Regions from separate parts of the Homo sapiens genome. Here region 1 is linked to region 2. Evidence: chromatin loops called from intact Hi-C (ENCODE). Cell type or tissue: PC-3. All regions are shown on one strand. Links, peaks and the distances in the headings refer to the core of each region. The heading gives the core; the rest is flanking DNA. Region 1 holds the start of SPINK14 (serine peptidase inhibitor Kazal type 14 (putative)). Region 2 has its middle 43 kb from the start of C5orf46.

The links. Peaks named below come from ENCODE experiments on the same cell type or tissue, not always from the same donor. Only the 100,000 strongest peaks of a DNase experiment are listed, where the experiment ranks them.
Region 1: it touches region 2 in a loop (6-fold over the local background); 7 of 110 quality-filtered maps call a loop at or near these places.

Annotation. Positions count from the first base shown.
Region 1 is chr5:148,161,534-148,174,506 of GRCh38, reverse strand. SPINK14 (serine peptidase inhibitor Kazal type 14 (putative)) reads right to left here and starts at 5,961. Exons shown (of 5, transcript NM_001001325.2): 1 at 5,940-5,961; 2 at 4,708-4,846; 3 at 3,534-3,577; 4 at 137-273. The coding sequence starts at 4,774. In PC-3, for the core only: no CTCF peak of the experiment used is centred there; a DNase peak (open chromatin) is centred at 4,186.
Region 2 is chr5:147,942,922-147,955,894 of GRCh38, reverse strand. No RefSeq gene overlaps it. Among named protein-coding and RNA genes, the nearest start is that of C5orf46, 43 kb to the right of the region's middle. RefSeq lists an enhancer at 8,992-9,564. In PC-3, for the core only: a CTCF peak has its summit at 5,982 (motif pointing left); a DNase peak (open chromatin) is centred at 5,984.

The DNA of each region.
Region 1 (12,973 bases), core at 3,127-11,126, 220 kb before region 2:
GGGTGCTGATTATTATCTGTGTGAACTGGAGCAAATTCCTGGCTTCAAGGTTGATGTACTTGATAGGAAGGGTAGATGGTAATTGCTGTGGATAACCATACTTACAGTTCCCCTCTTTTCCCCAAATAGTACTCACAAGCTCTCAACACACAGAATGCAGGGATTATCATAGGTTATAAAATTGGTGCCGCAGATGGGTTGATATAAGCCAGGGCAGGGGTTGACCGTTCCATTGTACCAGCTCAAGTTTACTTTCTCATATGGACATTTCACCTGAAATTGAGTTGAAAAGATTTATCCAGTTAGAATCCCACTTAGACAGGTAGGTCACCTTTGAACTTTATTAGGAAAAATCTAAGCATAGTCTAGGCGTGGTGGCTCATGCCTGTCATTCCAACATTTTGGGAGGCTGAGGTGGGAGGATTGCTTGAGCCCAGGAGTTCAAGATCAGCCTAGGCAACAGAGCGATACCCTGTCTCTCCAGTTTTTTTTTTTTTAATTAGCCTGGCATGGTGGTGCACGCCTGCAGTCCCAGCTTCTCAGAAGGATGGGGCAGGAGGATCACTTGACTGCAGTGAGCAATGATGGTGCCATTCCACTCCAGCCTAGGCAACACAGTAAGACCCCACCTAAAAAAAAAAAAAAAAAAAATCTAAGCATAGTCAAGACAATATTCCACTCTCACAAAAGCTCTCTTTCCCATCTCCACAAAGCCATGGAACTAGAACCTATATATATCCCATTTGGTGACAATATGATGCCCTGGTTGTCAGGACCTTCTCAATAAAGGAGAACAATGGCCAACTATGCTATGGTTAAAAAAAAGAATAAGAAGAGTAGATAAATAGATTATTTATCTGGGGCTTCTCTCTCAGTCTTCTTTATGCCCCAATTATTAGATCTGGAAAGATTCTTAGAGACTTTCTATGACAGCTCAGCAAAGAAAACTGAAGATCAATAATGGAAGAATCCACATGCCTTGATTTCAAATATTTATCACTTTTTTTTCACTCTCTAAATCCTCAAGCCATTTCCTATTTCAAAGTTGTAAAGTGCAAGATCACTAAGACTAATGCCCTGACACTGTAGAAAAAAATCGAAAACAAAGGAAGGGACATGTCTCCTCAGGGACCCGGACTCAGGGATGTTTGTTTTCAGGGGGAAGTTCTCCTCTGGACAATGCTGGTGCTGGTGATGAATTGAAGTAGTGACTCTGGGATTATGAAGCTTGAGGCTAGTGTTCTCAGGGACTCCATAAGTGTCATGAGATTGGTACAGATAAAATACCTCACGCACAAAGTAGGAGAAAGTTTTGGCTAGGAATTTGGAAAGAAGGGGGTCATGTTTTAACTTAGAAATTCCTCTTCCCTCTTTTTTTATTCAACACCACCATCATGGCCAGGCCACCATCGTTACCCAACTAATCCCTCCATTTCCTTTATTCCTTATTTCCTGAAGTTTCATATTTTAAACTTCTATTGAATCATTTTATTTCCTTGATTAAGGTCCTTTCGTCGAACCTCATTGCACATTATAAAAAAGTATTTCTTAATATGGGCTAAAAGTCCCTATGTGACCTGGAACCTCCCAAATCTTCCGCCCTTACCTGATACTACCTTGCTTTCTGCCCTTTTAGTAAGTTCGTTAGTTTGCTTTTCTTTTTTATAAATTCTTTATCTTTCCCTCACCTCAAGGTCTTCTGACGTGTCATAACCACCCCACCAAATATATTTTTTCTCAACCTAAACTCATTCTAACTTTAGAGCTCAGGTTATAACCCACTTTCTGAGAACTATTTATTAAAATACGGTCACAACTCTCTGTTATTTATTTTTATACTTTTAATCAGTTTGTAACAACGCATTTGTTTAATTATTTAACTAATCCCACACCCCCAAAGGAGTATAAGCCCAGAAGGGAAAGATTTGTGTCTGATTAGGCTAGTCATTATGTGCCCAGCACATATATTGGCATTAGTCATTGCTATATAAACATTTGCCAAATGAATAAATGAGATATAAAATAGTTGAATCTGAAAGAATATACAGTTATCAAAGACAAGAGTAAGAACAGTTTATATTGTTGTCTATAAATATAGCTTCTTTTCTCTCTCTCTCTCTTTGGAGGAAGTTATGCATTCTTCAGGTGAGAATCCCACCTGCTGCTCTCACTGTAGCATCCGCCACTTTTCTTCCCTGTCTGTGCTCCAGTCACACAGGGCTTCAATTAGTGACCCAGGTAGGTAAGGTCTTTCTCCCCCCTCTTCACCTGGGTGGCTACTTTTTATCCTTCAAGTCTCACCTTAGATATCCCCATGACAGACAAACCTTGCCTGAACCCATTGTTTATAGTAGTTATCTCTACACTCAACAGATATTCTCTATCATACCATTTTATTTCTTGTATTTATAAAATTTACCATAAATCATAGTTGGTTTCTTCCTTTTTTGGTTATCTGCAAGGTTCATGAGGAAAAGGAATATAACTGCTTTCCTCAATAGTGTATCTTAGGGCACAGCATAGGTGATTAATAAATATTTTTTAAAGAAAATAAGTAAAAGTGAGCGCATTTATTATTGTTTATGGATTTATGGGCATGAGGCAGACTTATCCTGCAGGTAAATTTCTGCAGAAGAAAATTCCAGAACTCAGCTTTATGAGACCAGGGTATAAATCCTGGACAAATTCTGCAGATATTTTCTGGGGCAGTAGCCTCTGACAAGCTTCACATTCTGGTCCCCGGGTCTCTTGAAGGTAGAGCTGCCCTCAAAATATCTTTCTCAGCAGTCAACTCATGACAGACTTTTTTACAAAGAAGAAATAAAATTTAAAATTTATGAATTAGACAAAAGCTTAAGGTGCTAATACTTCTAAAGGGAAGGAATACAGTGATGCAAATGTGAATCAAAATGAAAAGTTTAATCCCTCATTCATCTTTTCCCTCACTTATCAAATATCGATTGACCTCACATTATATGCAGTGCTCATTAAGGTAGACGAAAATGAAAAAGATGTCTCCATTTTGCCCTCATCCAAGTTGCAAACATAGTTTGAGGCTCTGTTCAGGTATCTACTGTTCTTCACATTTTCTTCCATCCATATCCAGAAGTTGCCTTCTGCATTCACAACTTACATAGGCATTCTCTGTACATCTCAAGACATTTAGGAGCATTCTTTTAAGTCATTGTTTCCATCAGACTGTGAGCTCCTTGAGAGCCAGGACCATGTTATGCCCAAGTCCATAGGCTCTTAAGAACCTGTCATGCTCCTGGCAATTGTCAATACTCTTCAATATTTCTCAGGCACTAAAGAGGGTTCTCTGGTGTATGTATGAGTGAATGTTGTCTGGGTTCCAAGTTTGGATCTCTACTCTGGGGTACTGTTTCAGCAGTGTATCCACCACCCTCGTACAAATAGGCCTTGAAGACTATTACGGGTGACCTTGAGGCATTAAGTTTCCACAGTAACAATTCCAAAAAAAAAGAACTCATATTATAATGTAAGTCCTGGGGGGAAATTTAATGGAACATTACCTTAATAATTCCACGTGGTGGCCACCAGTGTCTAGGGCCTGAAACTAGAGAATACATGAAAATAGTTACAGAATTTAATTCCTGTTAAATCATAGCTTAATCTGTTGGCAGAATAAACGAGTTCTAATTTATTATCAAGGAAGTTTTCAGCAATGGAAAACATTATTTCATTTATACATGTATTCATTCATTTTTTTAAATGTGAAATAAATCTTTTACTCCTAATTGATATCAGCAGGGGACTATATAGATGCATCACTGTTTCATAAAGGCTGGCAGTCCAGTGTACTAAATAATTTTCCTAATTAGCTTGGACTTGAGAGGACTTAGAGCTGGTAATCTATGTATGAAAGAAATAAGCAATGCTGTAACTTTAAAGTGATCTTTTGGCCCAATCATCATATTTTTTTAGGCATGAAAGACACCTGGGTAATACTCAGGAATTCTTGGTAGATATGTGAAAAAGCAAGCTCTGCAGCCCTTGAGGCTAGGCCTCTTTATGACTCCCTACATGATTTCTTCTCTAGAAGAGGGCACAAAAGATAATGGTCCAGTCAAATACACAGCAAATCAAACACTCTAAATTTTCCAGATGTGATCTCATGTATGCATATTATATTGCTAGTCACTTTTACATGTTACCTCAGTGAGTCACCCAAGCCTCCTTGCCCTCATGAGTTAAATCTCATAATCGGCATGCAAAAGATGGCAAAACAAAGGTCTCTGCCCATTGAATCAGTCTTTTAGACTCTCTCTCTCTATATATATATATATGTATGTGTGTGTGTGTGTGTGTGTGTATATATATATATATACTCTGAGTATGTGTATACATATATATACTCTGAGTATACTCAGAGTATATATATACATGTGTGTGTATATATATGTATATGTATATGTGTGTATATACAAATATAGAGACAGAGAGAGTCTAAAATACTGATTCAATGGGCAGAGACCTTCATTTTGTCATATACTCTGAGTATATATATAAATATATATATACATATATACACTCTGCAACACGTCAATGGATAATTTATATATATATACACATATATATATATTCATCCCAGTTAAAGAACAATTTCAAAGCATTCTCTCTCAGATTATGATGTAAAAGCCCACAAATCAATTTCAACTGCTGGCCAAGACCAGCTAAATTACTCACCAGAAGATAACACCAAATGTATCAAGATAAAGGACAAAAGTGAGAATACTGGGAAAGATTTGGCCATTTTTCCTCCTGGTGTGTCCTTGGAATGATGCTCTGAAATATTGTCTCAGGTTGTTGCCCTCTAATACAATCACTAAAGTAGAGACAATCAGGATTTAAGATGACTTTTACAATGAAGAGCCATCTCTACTCCACCCATTGTATCCTCAGTACTATGTATTTGGAAAGCCTATTCCATTCTTCTTCAGAAACAAATGTTTAAAAAGTTAAACCTTGAATAACTATCTTGATTAAAAGTATAGAGCTCAGTAACAGATCTTTGAATACTCAGAAGTAAATCATAGGTTACTCTGTGGGCATAAGTGTATTATTTTAGTGGGAAAACATTTTACATGTCATGAAAAAGCAACTCCTTACCTGAAGCTTCACCTAAATTTATCTTTTGAGGGGATGCAAAAAAAAAGATGGGGCTATTGAGGTCCCTAGACAACATGAACTTCTCAATAAGTGGAGTGGATCTGTACTTGCTCGTCAAGCAAAGAATACCTCTTTGGATTAAGACAAAGATTTCTGATGATTCAGGCATGCTTGTCTATACCAAGGATCTTCTGATGTTGAATCCCAGACTCTTTGAGGACATTCACAGGGAGAAAAATCATTATCTGCCATCTCACTGGGGTCCCACAGCTATTTTAATCCAGACACAGAAAGGGAAAAGTCAGAGAGCAAATCCTCCCTCGGGATGGACTTTCCTTGTAGCAACATTTCTGACCCCAGAGAATGGAAACTGCAGTTTCCAGGGCCTGACCAAGGACCACATTTAACTGTTCCTCCATTCCTAATTCTAGAAAAGTAGCCTGGTCTTCCATATGTTCTCTAGGCTTTTATCTCTGTCTGCAACACATGTCAATGGATAATTTATATAAACTCTGCTGATGTGCTCTGATGTGGCAGGTGTTACTTAAGACATTAAAATGTAGCCAGAGTATTCTACTCTCAGGATGATTGCAAGTTCTTTGTACACTATGAAAGGTTGCCTACCATGCCTACTCCTGGCACAATCTGGGACACCATGTTTTGCTAAACACACCCCCATCTCATCCTGATATTTTCCCTGGCTTCCTCCAGAAATGGAACAGGAACAGTACAAGTTCAGCTGCAGCCAGAAAACTAGAGCAAAACACAGAGGCCCACTCTCTCCATCCCTCATGTCACAGCTGACCCACCTCAGAAAGAAGAGAAAAGGAAGAGGAATATAATGTGCTCCTTCTAAGAAGCATGTATTAGGGCCCCAGGAGGAAATAGAGTAACTGCTGCGTAGGACAGAAAAGTCACTGAGGCATTGTGTGCTGGACTGAGCAGGCCCTGGAGATCCATCATTCAGATTGCATCAAACCTCAGCAGGGGAAGACCTGAGGAGGGTAAGAAGAGATCACTGGAAAGGGCAGCCATTAGCAGGCAATTCAAGAGAGGCAATAGCATGAGAAAACATCCCACAGTAGGAAAGAGCAAGCAGAAAGAATATAACATGTTCCACAACAATAATTAGTATCAAGACCAGGACCAGTATTAGGACCAGAATGAAAACATGTGTGGAAACATCTAATAAAGAAAAGGCTGGTACAGGAGGTTGCAGTGACAGATGAGATCCTTGGATACCATTTGCAGTAGATCCAGCCTTGTGCCTGTAGTAACCCAGAGCCTTTGCCATTTTAACAGGGAAGATATATTATTATAGCTTAAGGTCCTCCTATTATCTGAACTTCTGGCCTCTACCATTCCTTCTGTAAAAAGCTATTTTTCTTATACAAAGAAAATATATGCTCACTTAGAAAATTTATAAAATAGAAATATACAAAAAAGAGAGGGAGGCGGAGCAAGTAGAAACATACAAATAGAAATGGCCAAATAGAAATATGAAAAAAAAGAAACATACAAAATGAAATAAAATATATAAAACAAAAAATATACAAATGAAATAAAAAGGTGTGAAATCTTACAACTCAGAGGTACCTATTAAATATATATAAAATTATATTCTTCCAGTTTAAATATATATACATAATCACACAGGTACATATGTTTTATTACAATATTCAACTTTTATAATATATATTGTTTTTTCACTTAGAAATGCACTATTACATTTTCTTGATCTCTAAATATATTGAACATGAATTTAGATGCCTGGTGTCATATTCCATCACATATGTGGATTTTAATTATACTAATATTCTTTAATTGTTGCTCAATTAGGGTGATGCCAATTTTTTATTGTTATTAATAGTGCTAGCATAGGCAGATTTTTATTTACCTCAGTTAACTTGTCTTTTAATATTTTATTTTAATAAATGCCTGTAAATAAACCCATTGAAAACTTCCAGAAAGAACTTAGGTCACCTAGAATATGAGAGAGGTGGTGGTTTTCATCACATTTCTGGGCTCCATACTTGTAATTCTGGGCTCCATACTTACAAGAAATATTTTGAAAACAACCTGCTATCTTCCTGAGTAGATCATTTGTTCCCCAGTTTGGAAAGGTAGATGCATCCTGTTGTTTAGAAAGGATTCTGAACGCAGAATCAGAACATCAATTTATAATGTTTTGTCAACTTGGAAAGTAATTTATTCTATCTGGACCACAGAATTTTCCATTTTGCGCTATTGGGTAATCACACATTCCATCAAGTGCTCTTTGGAGGTTTAATTGAACAAACACTTAAACAGCTTTGAAAACTGAGCCAGATAAGCCACCAATAAATGCTATTTTAATTTGGCTTCTTCTCAGCCACTATATGGATGTGAGTGTTGTAAATTCAGAGCCACGGACTCATTTTATGGCATTCAAAAATAATAAGTGTGAAATTACTTCCCATCTGAGAATAAATAATTTACATTTTTTTTAACTTTGTTTTGCTGCAAATTTTATTAGCAGAGCATCACTCATAAGGTGAGTTTCCATAGGTCTTCTACAGTCTGGGATTCTGATTTGTCAGGAATTGTGAGGGGCCCTGAAAGTACAGCTGTGAAAACTATTGGCATCATCCTTACCCTAATGGAGCTTAGACACACTACAGGAAAAGTCATTAAACAAATAATTACTCAAGGAAAGCAGACTTGAGGAGGAAATTTCCAATATTTGTGTTTTCTGAATCTTGTGACATTTAGGTATTAATCATGACCCCTGTGTTTCTCATTTATATTAGCATTGAGGAATCAAACAATAAAATGCCACAAATCCGATATTTTAACTATGTAAAACTGAAGCAAAATATTCTAAGATAAAGAGAATTGCATGTTATGGCCACATGGCTCTATTTAATAGATGCAAAAACAAGATAACAGAGGGAGGTCTATAAACATCGCTTAATCCTGAAGCACACAGAGGAAAACCAAGTGCTACAGGAAATAATTAAGGCTAGAACATCTTTACTTCTTCCAAACTCCCCCAAATTTCAGTTGAACTAATATTGGGAGAAGACAATAAGTAAGATTAAAGGATCATATCTCCCTCAGAGAATCCTTAGTCTATGATTTTGTCATCATCTATTACACCCAGTCTAATTCCAAAAGCTACAGCTTAGGGCTTTCTCACCGAATTCCAGCCTCCCTAGCTGTGAAGTAATTCAATTTATGTGTTCCAATTTCACCTCAAACCCACATCTTCAAAACCCAGTGCCTCCTCCTGTTGTCCAAAGCAGATTCTTATCACCTTTCATGGGTGCAAAATCTTCTAGTGTCACAGGATTGATCTAAGGCTCTACCACTGTCCTCCTGCAGAAAGTCTCAGCTCCACTGCCCAATGGTTAGAAATTTCATAGTCCACCTCATTCTGATGACCAATTATATTTCCACCACAGTACTGATAAGTGGCAACAATGCTTTATCCCTCAGAGAAAAACCACCAGATACCACGCAAATAATTGGTACCATCCAGGCTGTAGGATTAAGCCTTCCCCTTCTCAAGGATTTTAGGGAAGCCCTAGGACAGCATTAACCAGACTTGTACATTCTTTTGCACTGGTCTTGACTATGGGTTTGGATAACCAGTTATTTGGACTGACCAAGATGGTTTTATGGCTTTAACCTTCCCCTTGGCTCAACTGAACTGTAGATAAGCTTCTTAACTCTAAGCCACTGACCTCCTTTTTTTGTGAAGCATTTACTTTATAATGTGTAACTCTAATTTCTTTATATATCCATTTGACTTGTAAATCCTTTTAGAAGCCTCTTGCCAGTTTAACAACCCAACCCAGGACTGTCTTTCTCAGTGGCCTGAGGGACATCCCTTTGAAATGTAATCATTAAGGCAAATAGTGCCCGTATCTACTAGTTTCTGTGGAATAGTACAGAGCTACCTTTGAGGGTGGTAAGCACCTTGCTCCAATTTGCAAAAACACCTCCTATCATAAAGATATGAGCTTTTTTTTAGTTTGGATTAAGCCAATTAGCAAACACAGATGGCCTATGGTTTCTCCCTAATATCCTCCAGTACTTGGCATTAGCTCACCCCAGCCCTTAAAAACCCTCCCATTTCCTTTGTTTCAGTGACTTGGGTTCAGGCTGAGTTCTGGCCTCTCTTCCTGACTGCAATAACCTTAAATAAAATCATTCTTGCCTGTTTAACTTTGTCATGTACAATGTTTGCTTCAGAAGAACCACCTTACATTCCAAATAACAGATCTTCTTATCTTTTCTCTTTGCATAACATGAATAACAAAACAAAAAACCAAAACATTTTTTGTTTTGTTTTATTTTTACTTTCCCTCTAACTCCTTTAGAGGGTGTGTTGGTTCATTTTCACGCTACTGATAAAGATATACTCGAGACTGGGCAATTTACAAAGAAAAGAGGTTTAATGGAGAACTCACAGTTCCACGTAGCTGGAGAAGCCTCACAATCATGGTGGAAGGCAAGGAGGAACAAGTCATATCTTATGTGGATGGTGGCAGGCAGAAAGAGAGAGCTTGTGCAGAGAACTCTCATTGTGCAGAGAAAACCATCAGATCTCATGAGACCCATTCACTATCACGGGAACAACATGGGAAAGACTCGCCCCCATGATTCAATCATCTCCCACTGGGTCCCTCCCACAACACGTGGGAATTATGGGTGCTACAAGATGAGATTTGAGTGGGGACAGAGAGCCAAACCGTATCAGAGGGCCAATATTTAGCCTTGTATAATCCAAGTGTCAGCTCCTCTACCTTGCAGATATGCAATTCTTATAGCATAAAATAAAAATGCTATTTCTTAACCTTACTTCCTGTCCTAAATTATCTGTTTATGTACCCCTTTGTGTCATTCCGAGATCCTCTGTCAACTACCCAGTCACTGCCCTGCTGGTTCCAGCTGGCCAGCTCCCCGGTCCCAACCACCACCATGGGCTGCTACTCCCTGTCCATTGGGATTAACCAAGAGGTGGAGCAGAGAAAGCCACCCTAACCCTTCATTCTCCCTAAAACTCCTGCCCCTGGATGTACAAGGGTACATATTTTCTTTATAAAAAAGGTAAGGACAGGGAAATGCATACATATATACTAAACTTAAAAGTATAAACATAATATAATAGCATCTAATTATATCTCATAAAATAATAATAATATGATAAAATTATTTAAAGAGAATTATCAAGAAGGGGGAAAGTTAAAAAGCTGTAACCTAGAGATAAGTTTCCTCAGAAATGAGAAGGAAAATAAGAAATCCTCAAAGTAGGCCTTGATGGAAAACTCATCTGGGTCTTAACTGATTTGTCTTTCTTCCCATTTATGATCCCTTCCAAAGAGTTACTTGCTTCTCTCCACTTCACTTTGGGACAACAAATTCTGCCCACAGTATCTTATAGGATGTCTAAGGGGCAGAGCTTTGGCCATCTAAAGCTGTGGAAGCAGCTTTGGGACTGGGTAATGGGAAGAGGTTGGAACAATTTTGGAGGGCTCAAAAGAAGACAGGAAGTTGAGGGAGAGTTTGAAACTCCCTAGAGACTTGTTGAATGGCTTTGACCAGGCAGAAGTCTGCTGCAGAGAGCCCATATGAAGAACCCCTACTAGGGCAGTAAAGAGGGGAAATGTGGGATTGGATCACCTACACAGGGTCTCCACTGGATCACTGCCTAGTGGAGCTGTGAGAAAAGGGATACCATCCTCCAGACCCCAGAATTGTAGATCCACCAACAGCTTGCACTGTGATCCTGCAAAAGCTGCAGGCACTCAACACCGGCCTGTGAAAGCAGCCAAGGGTGCTGTACCCTGCAAAGCCACAGGGGTAGAGATCCCCAAGGCCTTATGAGCCCATCCCTTGCATTGGTGTGGCCTGGATATGAGACATGGAGTCAAACAAGATTATTTTGGAGCTTTAAGACTTAATGACTGCACTGATGGGTTTAAGACTTGCATGGGGCCTGTAGCCCCTTTATTTTGGTTGATTTCTCCCTTTTGGAATGGGTATGTTTACCCAATTCCTGTATCCCCATTGTATCTTGAAAGTAACTAACTTGTTATTTATTTCACAGTTTCACAGGTGAAAGGAACTTGCCTTGTCTCAGATAAGACTTTAGACTGTGGACTTTTGAGTTAATGCTGAAATGAGTTAAGAATTGGGGGACTGTTGAGAAGGGATGATTGTATTTTGCAATGTGAGAAGGACATAAAATTTGGGAGGGGCCAGGGGTGAAATGATATGATTTGGATTTGCCCAAGTCTTGTGTTGAATTATAATCCTCAATGTTGGACGAGAGACCTGGTGAGAGGTGATTGGGTCATAGGGGCAGATTTCCTCCCTGCTGTTCTTATGATAGTGAGTGAGTTCTCATGAGATCTGGTTGTTTAAAAGTGTGTGGCACCTTCCACAATCTCTTCCTCCTTTTCCAGCCATGTAAGATGTGCTTGCTTCCCCTGCTTTCTTTTCCCAACTTTTGCCATGATTCTAAGTTTCCTGAAGCCTCCTGAGCCATGCTTCCTGTACAGCCTGCGAAACTGTGAGCCAATTAACTTCTTTTCTTTATGTATTGCTCAGTTTCAGGTAGTTTTTTGTGGCAGTGCAAGAACAGGCTGATACCACAATCAAGAAAGTTCAAAAGCCTCAAACACAAGCAAGGAAACAAAAATGTGCTATCTGTAATCTATACACCTCTTCCTAGGAGAAAACACATTTATTTTTACCCTAGATTTAACCTTCAAGGAAGAAGACAATAATTCACCATCTGCAAACTGTCCACCTCTTCTAAGGAGAAAATAAGTTTATATTCTTTCAACTTTCAGAAGGAGCCCTTTCAGGCCTGCCAGAATAAGAAAGGAGCTAAATATCGCTACAGTGAATATTCTATCAGTTTCATTTTTAATGTTTTTGAAAGACCATTTTAATGAGGACTTAAATTCTGAGATAAAAATCTTTCATTTCCCCAGGTTCTAAACTGAAGAATAAGGGCGATATTCTATTCCCTTATTTTCTTGTTTTATTTCCATCTCCTGCTATTGACAGCACTACTCTCTTAAATCTATTTCTGAATGTCCTTATCTCCTGGCAGTCTCCCTGTCTGTTTCTGTGTCTCTATGTTACTCACCCCTAAGAAGGCTATCCACAAAGGCAGAAATTGTCCTGGACATCACTGTATCCATAGAACCTGGTACAAGATCTGACAACAGTGGTGGCAAATACTAATAACTCAAACTGAATTTCAGCCTTTCTTTTCATTACTTCCTTGGGCACCAGTCTCCTAACATATCTTTTTTTTTTTTTTTTTTTTGAGATGGAGTCTCACTCTGTAACTCAGGCTGTAGTGCAGTGGCACAATCTTGGCTCAATGCAACCTCTGCCTCTTGGGTTCAAGTGATTCTTCTGCCTCAGTCTCCTAAGTAGCTGGGACTACAGGTGTATGCCACCACACCCAACTATTTTTTTTTTTTTATTGTTAGTAGAGACGGGGTTTCGCCATGTTGGCCAGACTCTCATACTCCTGACCTCAGGTGACTCACCTGCCTCGGCCCCCCAAAGTGCTAGAATTAAAGGTGTGAGCCACCGCACCTGGCTACTCTTAACATATCTTAATAAGACTATCGACTGGTTTAGAATTCCAACCTTGCAAAGTAATAGCTGATGCATATACATCCACAAGAGGTGTATGAATCATTGAAGTGTATAAAAGGTTGCAGCACCCTGAGAGAGAATGCTGTTGACCTTCCGCAGTGCTAGAATGAGAATGGCAACACCTACCTCCCCTACTTTTTTTTATTTTCTTTCCATCTAGCTATATACTTCTTCC
Region 2 (12,973 bases), core at 2,081-10,080:
CACTGGTCATGTATCAGGAGTGATAGCCATTCATAAGCCCACTCTTAAGCGTGTTCTGTTGGCATCCACTTACCCTAGAATTGTCTACTCTTTATCAGCATCCTGGGACAACTGTATACCTATGAAATGGATACTTACAAGGGTGGTAGCATATAACAAAAAGTCCTTTACTCATATACATAGGTGGAAAAAAAGGAAATTATCTAGGGGTTTTTCTGTGTATTTAGCAGCCAAAAAAAAGTTTCCATTTGCAGTACACAAAGTAATGGCTCCCAAAGATGTGGGAGAATAAGTCCCTTTTGCCATGTAAGGTAACATATTCTTAGGTTCTGGGCCCTAAGAATAGGTATAGGCAATCAAATTTAGGATACTCAGATAGAAACATTACTTTGGATTATCCTGGAGAGTTCAATATAATCACAAGTGTTTTTATAAAAGGGAGGCAGGAGAGTCAGAGTCAGAGAGGAAGATGTGACAATAGAAGCAGAAGTGACAATAGAAGAAGAATTTGGGGTGACCCAGAGCCATGAACCAAGAAATGTTGGCAGCCTCTAACAGCTGGCAAGGAAAAGGAAACTGATTTTCCCCTGCGACCTCCAGAAGGAAGTAGCTTGTTAATAATATGAAATTTTGAACCCTGTTCTATGTCTACGAAATCACATTATCTCGATTTGGGCCCAGACTTTGTTGTGTAAAACTGTCCAATGTTATTGTGATACTGCCTGCAGCCTGTGCACAGGAGGTTAAAAAAAAAGTACTAACTCTAAATCGACAAATCACTCACCATGACCATTATCACATTCAGGAATTTGAATGGTCTTTTACCACAAAAAGATCAAATTGTCGTTCGGTTTCACAAGATCTCATCACACCTTGAAAAAAAATAACAACTTCCACTTACTGAACATATGTATTCTAAGACAATCAGTGTGCTGATACGTTCATACTTCATGTCATTTAATCTTACAGTCACCCTATGAAATAATGACTAATGAACATATATATTCTAAGACAATCAGTATGCTGATACTTTCGTGCTTTATGTCATTTAATCTTACAGTCACCCTATAAAATAATGACTAATGTTATAATCTATAATTTTTTAAGTTCTAGAATAATTAACTGCAGCTGGATTACAAAGGTAAAAATATAGTTTATATACAATCTGGAATGCAATTGAGTGGCATGGAACAGACCTCAAAACCAGTTCTATTAATTCCTGCCAAGGCACAGTGAGGCTTCTCTTCCATGTAATCCTTCTGTTGGTGTTCACGAAACATCTCATCGTCTCCAAGGAGCCTTAGAATATATCTGACAAACAAAAAGTTATACCACACGGAGCCAGTTCAATAGGGCTGAGCAAAATTTCAGTCCCAAAGACCCCTCACTCCTAGAAGACCATGAGCAGAGCTCTGGTGGTGCTGTCAGTGGGAGGCCTTTACGGGACATTATAAGGAGAGCTAACGTAACTCAATGGCATGGATGATTTGTGACACTGGCCCAAATGTCTAACGTGATCCCATGATCTGCATTCAATAACTTGACTCCCAGCTCACGGTTGATAACATCCTTCTATTAGCAGTTGATGAGTCACAGTACTGATTCCCCTCTGTCTGTCTGGTTCCTCCAGGTATGTTGAGCCCTTGGCATGTTGGACCCCACCAACCTCTTCCCTCAACATTGCCTTTCCTCCATATCTTAACCTTTAGCCCTTGTAATTTTTATTTGGTCTCAAGGGACAGTGCAGCGTATTTTCCGATCTGTTATTTTAGCATATGTTTTATGTTCTACTTTATTCTAGATTTTCTGGCCTTTGACTCTAAAAGTCAAACTTTGGGTATAAGAACTATTTTTCTCAAACTACTCTCCCAGTCTTGAGTTTCAAAATCCTGGCAATATAAGCTAGAGGTGGGAGCATGAGGTACAAGGATGTGTGGAAGAGTAAGAAACGAACCACATAAACAATATTGCAAAACATGATTACTATTTATAATCCCAGGGCCATACAGGCAATAAGAGATGAAGGCAGGCATTACATCCACATCTCTCTGATGTGGTCTCTCTGATGTGGTCTCTCTGATGTGACATCCAGTCCATCATTAGACCTCTCTGACTAGCATGCCCAACTCTAAATCACTGCAAATTCTACTCAAAGGTCCTAGTCTGGGCCTATGGAGCAGCTTTGTTCCTTCTTTCTCAAGATAGTCATTTGGATATTTGAAAATAACTATTTTGGCACCTGAGCCATCTATAAGCTAAACACCATCTAACTCCTCTACTGTTCTTCCTAGACATAATATTGTCCATCTTTTCATCTTCCTGGACCTTCTTCTGGAAGTGCACAAGTTTTTGTGTGTCTCTCTTGACTTGTGACTTTCTCAATCAAGCTGCATCATTCCAATTAGGGAGGTCTAAAGTTAACTACAGACACTTTCCCAATATCATTGTTCCTGGCACCACACTTCCAAATTGAAATATGACTGTACCATGCAGAATGTGTATAGGCTTCTACTGCATCTTTCTAGGAGATATTTCCAACCTCAGAGAAGGTGCTTGGGATCAATTGAGGATATTCTTCAACCTCTCTCTAGAGCAAAAATGCACTCCTAATGCTATAGCATACCAAGATTTATACAAAGACTAGGAAAAAGGTTCTGCATGTGTTATGTAGTAATTAGTCCAGCAATAGTGAGAATCTGAAATTACCACAAGTGCTCCTTATGTCAGAAGCCCCAGACTGTAAGGCAGCAGGGGATGGGGTGGGCATGTCGGCAAAATGACGGTATACCTACTATGTACCCATTAAAATTAAAAGTTTGAAAAAAAAAGTACAGTACAAAAAGCAGGAGCCTGTAGCTGATTCTGCAAAAATTTCACTTTGGGCCCTTGAATAATGATTTTACCTCTTTTGATTTTCTTTTTCCCACTTGTAAAACAATAGGATTAAGACAGAGTGAGATTTTTAAAACACTTTTTTTATTTTTATAGCTTTAGAGGTGCAGTGGCTTTTGGTTATGTGGATGAATTATATAAAAGCAAATCTTGAGATTTTAGCGCACTCCTCACCTGAGTAGTATATATTGTACCTAATATGTAATTGTTTATCCCACAACCCTCTAGAGTAGTTTCTTAAGGTGTTTATTTACTCACTGCAATGAGGAAAACATTTCTGCACATGAACACCAAAAATATATATTTTTTACTTACCCATAAATTATATACATAAGCTACGCTAACATATATAGTATAAAACATACCACAAGTAAAACTTTTAAAATAATTTGAATTTTGGCCAGGCGCAGTGGCTCACACCTGTAATCCCAGCACTTTAGGAGGCTGAGGCGGGTGGATCAGGCGGTCAGGAGTTCGAGACTAGCCTGACCAACATGGCGAAACCCCGTCTGTACTAAAAATACAACGACAACAACAACAAAAATTAGCCGGGCATGGTGGCGCGCACCTGTAATCCCAGCTACTCAGGAGACTGAGGCAGAATTGCTTGAACCCGGGAGGTGGAGGTTACAGTGAGCTGAGATCGCGCCACTGCACTCCAGCCTGGGCAACAGAGTGAGACTCTGTCTCAAAAATAAATAAATAAATAAAATAATAATAATAATTTGAATTTTAAAATATAATAATGAGTGTAATATATTTCATTTTATCCCAGTGAGTCATCATAAGCACCTAGAGCATGGAGTGGCAAACTTTTTCTATAAAGGGCCAGGTAGTAAATACGTTAGGCTTTGCCGGCCATATTCTTTCTCTTGTAAAGATGATTTTGTCTGATGTTAGTATAGCCATTTCAGCTTTCTTGTGGTTGCTATTTGCAAGACATATAATTTTCTATTCTTTTACTTTCAACCAATTTGTATCCTTGAATCTAAAATAGTATCTCCTATAGGGACCCCTTATACATGGTTGATGGGGATGTAAATTAATATAGTCATTTTAGAAAACAGTATGAAAGTTTCTCAAAAAGAAAAAAAAAATTACCATATGATCCAGCAAGCCCACTTCTAGGTTTATACCTAAAGAGATTGAAATCAGGATCTCATAAAGATTATCTGCATTCTCATATTTTATTGAAGTGATATTCACAATAGTTAAGACATGGAAGCAACCTAAATGTCCATTGATGGATGAATGGGTAAAAAGAATGTGGTATATGCATAATGGAATATTATTCAGTCTTATAAATAAAGAAAATGCTGTTATTGTGACAACAAGGATAAACATGGAGGACGTTATCCAAGTGAAATAAGCCAGGCTTAGAAAGACAAAGACTGCTTGATATCACATACATGTGGACTCTATGAAAGTCAAACTCATAGAAGTAGAGAGTAAAATGGTGGTTACTAGAGCCTGGGAGGGATCAGGGAATTGGAGGGTGGATGGGAAAACTGGATACGTTACTCAAAGGGTACAAAGTTTCAGTTGGTTAGGAGGACTGATTCTAGTGATCTGTTGCATAGCATAGTGACTACAGTTAATAATAATTATTGTATATTTCAAAATTTCTTTAAAAAAGTAGATTTCAAATGTTCTCACAATAAAGAAATGATAAGTATGTGATGTGGTAAATATGTTAATTAGTCTGATTTAATCATCGCACAAAGTACACATGTATTATAACATAACATTGTACCACATAATATATATAATTATTTGTCAATTAAAACTAAAATCTAAAACAAAAAAACAAAAACAAAGTCTCCTAAACACAGCAAATAATTGCATCTTGTTTTTTATTTGAGTTTGACAATTTTTGACTAAACTATTTAATCCGTTCAAATTTAACATTATTATTGATATAATTGGATTTGCATCTACCTTTTAGCTTGTTTATTTCTCTACGTTTCATGTCTTTTTGTTCCTCTATTTCTCCTTTACTGCTTTTTTTTGCATTGAGAGAATATTTTCTAATGTAATATATTAATTCCTTTAATTTCTTCTACAATCATTAATGGTTTTGTTTTGTTAACGGCTGCTCTAGAGTTTACTATACATATTTTAATTATCACAGTCTACTTTAAATTTATACTACCATAGCTATTGTACTTATTGTTGTATGTGTGTGTATATATATATAACTTTATATAACATCATACATGTTACAAATATGTTACATAATATATGCTGCAAATCTAACAATATTGTATTTTAATTTTTACTTCATATGATTTTATGTCTATTAAAGAAGCTGAGATATGATGTCTGTTGCAACTACTCAACTCTGCAACTATAGCATGAAAACAGCCATAGGCAACACTTACATGATGAACATTGCTGTGTTCCAATAAAACTTTGTATATAGGCATTGAAATTTGCATTTTATGTCATTTTTACATCATGAGATAGTCTGTCATTTTTTTCCAACCACTTAAATAAGTAAAAACTACTTTGGCTCACAAATTATATGAAAACAGTCAGGGGCAGGATTCAATCTGAGTGCATAGTTTTCCAACCACCTGGACATCGGCAATTATACTTTAAACTCTTTTACGTGACACCCTGAGGCTACCCAGACATATCACCAGGCCAGCCATGGTGGTGAAATAAGGTCAGAGATTGGGCTTCAGTGCCCTGTCTTCATTTCATGAAGAATAGTTGTACTTATAGTTTGTTTTGTTTGTCAGATTGGAAATATTGCTTAACAAAATGGAAGGAAAAAAGAAGGGAGAGGGAAGGAAGAAAGAGAGCAGGAAGGGGAAAAAAGAGTAATCTCAAATGTTCTCTCTAGATCTGACATTTTACTACATTCATGTAAAATAGTACCAAATCTTTAAGAACTCTACTAAATTTCTGTTATTCTGGAAATCTGAATAATATTTGTATATTAGGCAGTATTTTCATTTATCTCTATTAATGTCTTTCTGAACTTTTAAATCTAAGTTTATTTTCACACAGAGAAACAACATTAAGGAAAGGGAACAGATTTTCTACACCTGGACATAAAGAACTAGGAGAACTGAGATCTTTTAGCACCCTCTTGTGTCCATAAGTAGTGATTACAACAGCCTACCCCTCTATTAATAACATCTAAGTTCTCAGATAGTGGGATAATATTCTTGCAACAAAGAACTAGAAGTGATAACAAGGGTTTGCCAATGCTTATTTGTACTTATCTGTTATATTTGAACATATCTTCTACAAATAACAGTTCCCTGAAAAGAAAAACACTTCCTTTCTTCCTTTGGTTTAAATGCTACCCACTCTTTAAAAAAAAGTTTACCATCAACTTTAGCTCATCATAAATATCCTTTCTGCATAATTAAAGCACTTGAGATTATAGGTTTCAACATCAGACATGGGTTTGATTCTTAACTCTGCCCTCTATTAGCTGTATAACTCTCCGCAAATCAATCAACCTTCTCTTCTAAGTGTTTATGCAGCCGTTTATGAATGAATGGAACCCCACCCATATCAGCATAGTTGTTTCACCTGTGACTGAACTAAAAATCACTTTGACTTAAAAGTTAGAACTGGAGACACAAACAACAAAATAAAGAATAGACAAATTGCACTTCATCAAAATTAATAACTTTTTTGTATCAAAAGACACTATCAAGAAAGTGAAATGACCACCTACCAAATGGGAAACAGTATTTACAAATTATACATAGTGGATTCTTCTTATTTGTGTTATTTGTAATACTCAGGTTCTAAAAGTCACTGCAGACATTGAATTAGCAAATATTGGAACGTTGTTCCTAGAGAAATATACACATTTTTATATACACTCTGTGTGTATGTGTGTGTATATGTATATCCCAATTATATATATATTTGCATTATATATTTACATTGTATATATAATGTATATATATTTACATTGTATATATAATGTATATATATTTACATCATATATAATGTTTGGATATATATCATAGATTATAATCTTATATCCTAAAAGTAACTCATTTTGGTAGACTCTATTTTCTTTAATTTACAAAAGGGGAAACAAGGTTCAGAAGAGATAAGAAACTTACCTGAGGCTGCCTCACAGGTCTGAGTTGAGACTCAAACCCGTGCAACTGACCCCAGAGCTGAAACTTTTTGCAGTATACTGCACTGGCAATCTTCTGGTAATCTCTGTATGAAAGCTGAAACAAGAAGATAGAGCAATGCCTTAGTCAACCTCAGCTAAGAATGTGCACCTCTAGCAACTAAATTTTTCACTGCTCTGCATATCTTCAAATGACCACTGATTTGGGGAATACAAATAATTTTAGCAAATAGGCAAATTCACAAATATAAAACCTACAAATAGTGAGAATCGGCTATATTTGATAAGGGTCTATTATCTAAGATATATAAAGAACTGTTACAACTCAATAAAAAATGAGCCAATTAAAACATGGGCAGCTCACAAAAATAAAATACAGTATCTAGGAATACATATAAGCAAGGAGGTGAAAGATCTCTATAAGGTGAACTACAAAACACAGTTGAAATAAATCATAAATGACACAAACAAATGGAAAAATATTTTATGCTAATGGGTTGAAAGAATCAACATTGGCTGGGCATGGTGGCTCACATCTATAATCCCAGCAGTTTGGGAGGCCGAGGCAGGCACATCACTTGAGGTCAGGAGTTCGAGACCAGCCTGGCCAACATGACGAAACCCCGTCACTACTAAAAATACAAAAAAAATTAGCTGGGAGTGGTGGTGCATGCCTGTAATCCTAGCTACTCGGGAGGCTGAGGCTGTGGCAGGTGAATCACTTGAACCTGGGAGGAGAAGCTGCAGTGAGCCAAGGTCATGCAACTGTACTCCAGCCTGGGTGACAGAGCGAGACTCTGTTTCAAAAAAAAAAAAAAAAAAAGAAAAGAAAGAAAGAAAGAATCAATGTTGTTAAAATGACCATACTGGCCAAAGCAATCTATAGATTCAATGCAATTCCTATTAAATTACCAACATCACTTTTCACAAATTAGAAAACAAAATTCTAAAATTCATATGAAGCCAAAAGAGCCCAGTCAGAGCAATCTTGAGTAAAAAGAATAAAACTGGAGGCATCACATTACCTGACTTCAAACTATACTACAAGGCTACAGTAGTCAAAATAGTATGGTACTGGTACAAAAATAGACCAGTGGAACAAAATAGATAGCACAGAAATAAAGCCATAAATCTAAAACCATCTGACCTGACAAAGCTGACAAAAAGAAACAATTGGGAAAGAATTTTCTATTTAATAAATGGTGCTAGGATAACTGGCTAACCCTATGCAAATGAACGAAACTGGAACCCTGCCTTTCACCATATACAAAAATTAACTGAAGATGGATTTTAAACTTAAATATAATGCCTCAACCAATAAAAATCCTAGAAGAAAACCTAGGAAACACTTTTTTGGACACTGGTCTAAGCAAAGAATTTATGACTAAGCCCTCACAAGCAAATGCAACAAAAACAGAAAGTGACAATGGAGACCTAATTGAAATAACCAGCTTCTGCACAGCAAAGGAAACTACCAAAAGAGTAAACAGACAACCTTCAGAATAAGGGAAAACTTTTGCAAACTATGCATCCAACAAAAGTCTAAGATCCAGAATCTATGAGGAACTTAAGCACATATACAAGCAAAAAAAACCCCATTGAAAAGTGTACAAAGGACATGAAAAGACACTTCTCAAAAGAAGACACATAAAACAATTCCAATATTATTAATCAACAGGGAAATACACACCAAAACCACCATGAGATATCATCTTACCCAGTGAGAATGGCTGTTATTAAAAAGACAAAAAATAGGGAGCCAAGATGGCCGAATAGGAACAGCTCCGGTCTACAGCTCCCAGCATGACTGACACAGAAGACGGGTGATTTCTGCATTTCCATGTTAGATACCGGGTTCATCTCACTAGGGAGTGCCAGACAGCGGGCGCAGGCCAGTGGGTGTGCACACCGTGCGCGAGCCGAAGCAGGGTGAGGCATTGCCTCACTTGGGAAGCGCAAGGGGTCAGGGAGTTCCCTTTCAGAGTCAAAGAAAGGGGTGATGGATGGCACCTGGAAAATCGGGTCACTCCCACACGAATACTGCTCTTTTCCGTCGGGCTTAAAAAACGGCGCACTACGAGATTATGTCCCACACCTGGTTCGGAGGGTCTTACGCCCACGGAGTCTCGCTGATTGCTAGCACAGCAGTCTGAGATCAAACTGCAAGGCGGCAGCGAGGCTGGGGGAGGGGCGCCCTCCATTGCCCAGGCTTGCTTAGGTAAACAAAGCAGCCTCGAAGCTCCAACTGGGTGGAGCCCACCACAGCTCAAGGAGGCCTGCCTGCCTCTGTAGGCTCCACCTCTTGGGGCAGGGCACAGACAAACAAAAAGACAGCAGTAACCTCTGCAGACTTAAATGTCCCTATCTGACAGCTTTGAAGAGAGCAGTGGTTCTCCCAGTACGCAGCTGGAGATCTGAGAAGGGGCAGACTGCCTCCTCAAGTGGGTGCCTGACCCCTGACCCCCGAGCAGCCTAACTGGGAGGCACCCCCCAGCAGGGACACACTGATACCTCACACGGCAGGGTATTCCAACAGACCTGCAGCTGAGGGTCCTGTCTGTTACAAGGAAAACTAACAAACAGAAAGGACATCCACACCAAAAACCCATCTGTACATCACCATCATCAAAGACCAAAAGTAGATAAAACCACAAAGATGGGGAAAAAACAGAACAGAAAAACTGGAAACTCTAAAAAGCAGAGCACCTGTCCTCCTCCAAAGGAACACAGTTCCTCACCAGCAACGGAACAAAGCTGGACGGAGAATGACTTTGACGAGCTGAGAGAAGAAGGCTTCAGACGATCAAATTACTCTGAGCTACGGGAGGATATTCAAACCAAAGGCAAAGAAGTTGAAAACTTTGAAAAAAATTTAGAAGAATGTATAACTAGAATAACCAATACAGAGAAGTGCTTAAAGGAGCTGATGGAGCTGAAAACCAAGGCTCGAGAACTACGTGAAGAATGCAGAAGCCTCAGGAGCCAATGCCATCAACTGGAAGAAAGGGTATCAGCGATGGAAGATGAAATGAATGAAATGAAGTGAGAAGGGAAGTTTAGAGAAAAAAGAATAAAAAGAAATGAGCAAAGCCTCCAAGAAATATGGGACTATGTGAAAAGACCAAATCTACGTCTGATTGGTGTACCTGAAAGTGATGGGGAGAATGGAACCAAGTTGGAAAACACTCTGCAGGATATTATCCAGGAGAACTTCCCCAATCTAGCAAGGCAGGCCAACATTCAGATTCAGGAAATACAGAGAATGCCACAAAGATACTCCTCGAGAAGAGCAACTCCAAGACACATAATTGTCAGATTCACCAAAGTTGAAATGAAGGAAAAAATGTTAAGGGCAGCCAGAGAGAAAGGTCAGGTTACCCTCAAAGGGAAGCCCATCAGACTAACAGCAGATCTCTCGGAAGAAACCCTACAAGCCAGAAGAGAGTGGGGGCCAGTATTCAACATTCTTAAAGACAAGAATTTTCAACCCAGAATTTCATATCCAGCCAAACTAAGCTTCATAAGTGAAAGAGAAATAAAATACTTTACAGACAAGCAAATTCTGAGAGATTTTGTCACCACCAGGCCTGCGCTAAAAGAGCTCCTGAAGGAAGCGCTAAACATGGAAAGGAACAACCGGTACCAGCCGCTGCAAAATCATGCCAAAATGTAAAGACCATTGAGACTAGGAAGAAACTGCATCAACTAACGAGCAAAATCACCAGCTAACATCATCATGACAGGATCAAATTCACACATAACAATGTTAACTTTAAATGTAAATGGACTAAATGTTCCAATTAAAAGACACAGACTGGCAAATTGGATAAAGAGTCAAGACCCATCAGTGTGCTGTATTCAGGAAACCCATCTCACGTGCAGAGACACACATAGGCTCAAAATAAAAGGATGGAGGAAGATCTACCAAGCAAATGGAAAACAAAAAAAGGCAGGGGTTGCAATCCTAGTCTCTGATAAAACAGACTTTAAACCAACAAAGATCAAAAGAGACAAAGAAGGCCATTACATAATGGTAAAGGGATCAATTCAACAAGAAGAGCTAACTATCCTAAATATATATGCACCCAACACAGGAGCACCCAGATTCATAAAGCAAGTCCTGAGTGACCTACAAAGAGACTTAGACTCCCACACATTAATAGTGGGAGAATTTAACACCCCACTGTCAACATTAGACAGATCAACGAGACAGAAAGTCAACAAGGATACCAAGGAATTGAACTCAGCTCTGCACCAAGCAGACCTAATAGACATCTACAGAACTCTCCACCCCAAATCAACAGAATATACATTTTTTTCAGCACCACACCACACCTATTCCAAAATTGACCACATACTTGGAAGTAAAGCTCTCCTCAGCAAATGTAAAAGAACACAAATTATAACAAACTATCTCTCAGACCACAGTGAAATCAAACTAGAACTCAGGATTAAGAATCTCACTCAAAACTGCTCAACAACATGGAAACTGAACAACCTGCTCCTGAGTGACTACTGGGTACTTAACGAAATGAAGGCAGAAATAAAGATGTTCTTTGAAACCAACGAGAACAAAGACACAACATACCAGAATCTCTGGGACACATTCAAAGCGGTGTGTAGAGGGAAATTTATAGCACTAAATGCCCACAAGAGAAAGCAGGAAAGATCCAAAATTGACACCCTAACATCACAATTAAAAGAACTAGAAAAGCAAGAGCAAACACATTCAAAAGCTAGCAGAAGGCAAGAAATAACTAAAATCAGAGCAGAACTGAAGGAAATAGAGACATAAAAAACCCTTCAAAAAATTAATGAATCCAGGAGCTGGTTTTTTGAAAGGATCAACAAAATTGATAGACCGCTAGCAAGACTAATAAAGAAAAAAAGAGAGAAGAATCAAATAGTTGCAATAAAAAATGATAAAGGGGATATCACCACCGATCCCACAGAAATACAAACTACCATCAGAGAATACTACAAACACCTCTATGCAAATAAACTAGAAAATCTAGAAGAAATGGATAAATTCCTTGACACATACACTCTCCCAAGACTAAACCAGGAAGAAGTTGAATTTCTGAATAGACCAATAACAGGATCTGAAATTGTGGCAATAATCAATAGCTTACCAACCAAAAAGAGTCCAGGAGCAGATGGATTCACAGCCGAATCCTACCAGAGGTACAAGGAGGAACTGGTACCATTCCTTCTGAAACTATTCCAATCAATAGAAAAAGAGGGAATCCTCCCTAACTCATTTTATGAGGCCAGCATCATTCTGATACCAAAGCCTGGCAGAGACACAACCAAAAAAGAGAATTTTAGACCAATATCCTTGATGAACATTGATGCAAAAATCCTCAATAAAATACTGGCAAACCGAATCCAGCAGCACATCAAAAAGCTTATCCACCATGATCAAGTGGGCTTCATCCCTGGGATGCAAGGCTGGTTCAATATACGCAAATCAATACGTGTAATTCAGCATATAAACAGAACCAAAGACAAAAACCACATGATTATCTCAATAGATGCAAAAAAGGCCTTTGACAAAATTCAACAACCCTTCATGCTAAAAACTCTCAATAAATTAGGTATTGATGGAACGTATTTCAAAATAATAGGAGCTATCTATGACAAACCCACAGCCAATATCATACTGAATGGGCAAAAACTGGAAGCATTCCCTTTGAAAACTGGCATAAGACAGGGATGCCCTCTCTCACCACTCCTATTCAACATAGTGTTGGAAATTCTGGCCAGGGCAATTAGGCAGGAGAAGGAAATAAAGGGTATTCAATTAGGAAAAGAGGAAGTCAAATTGTCCCTGTTTGCAGATGACATGATTGTATATCTAGAAAACCCCATTGTCTCAGCCCAAAATGTCCTTAAGCTGATCAGCAACTTCAGCAAAGTCTCAGGATACAAAATCAATGTACAAAAATCACAAGCATTCTTATACAC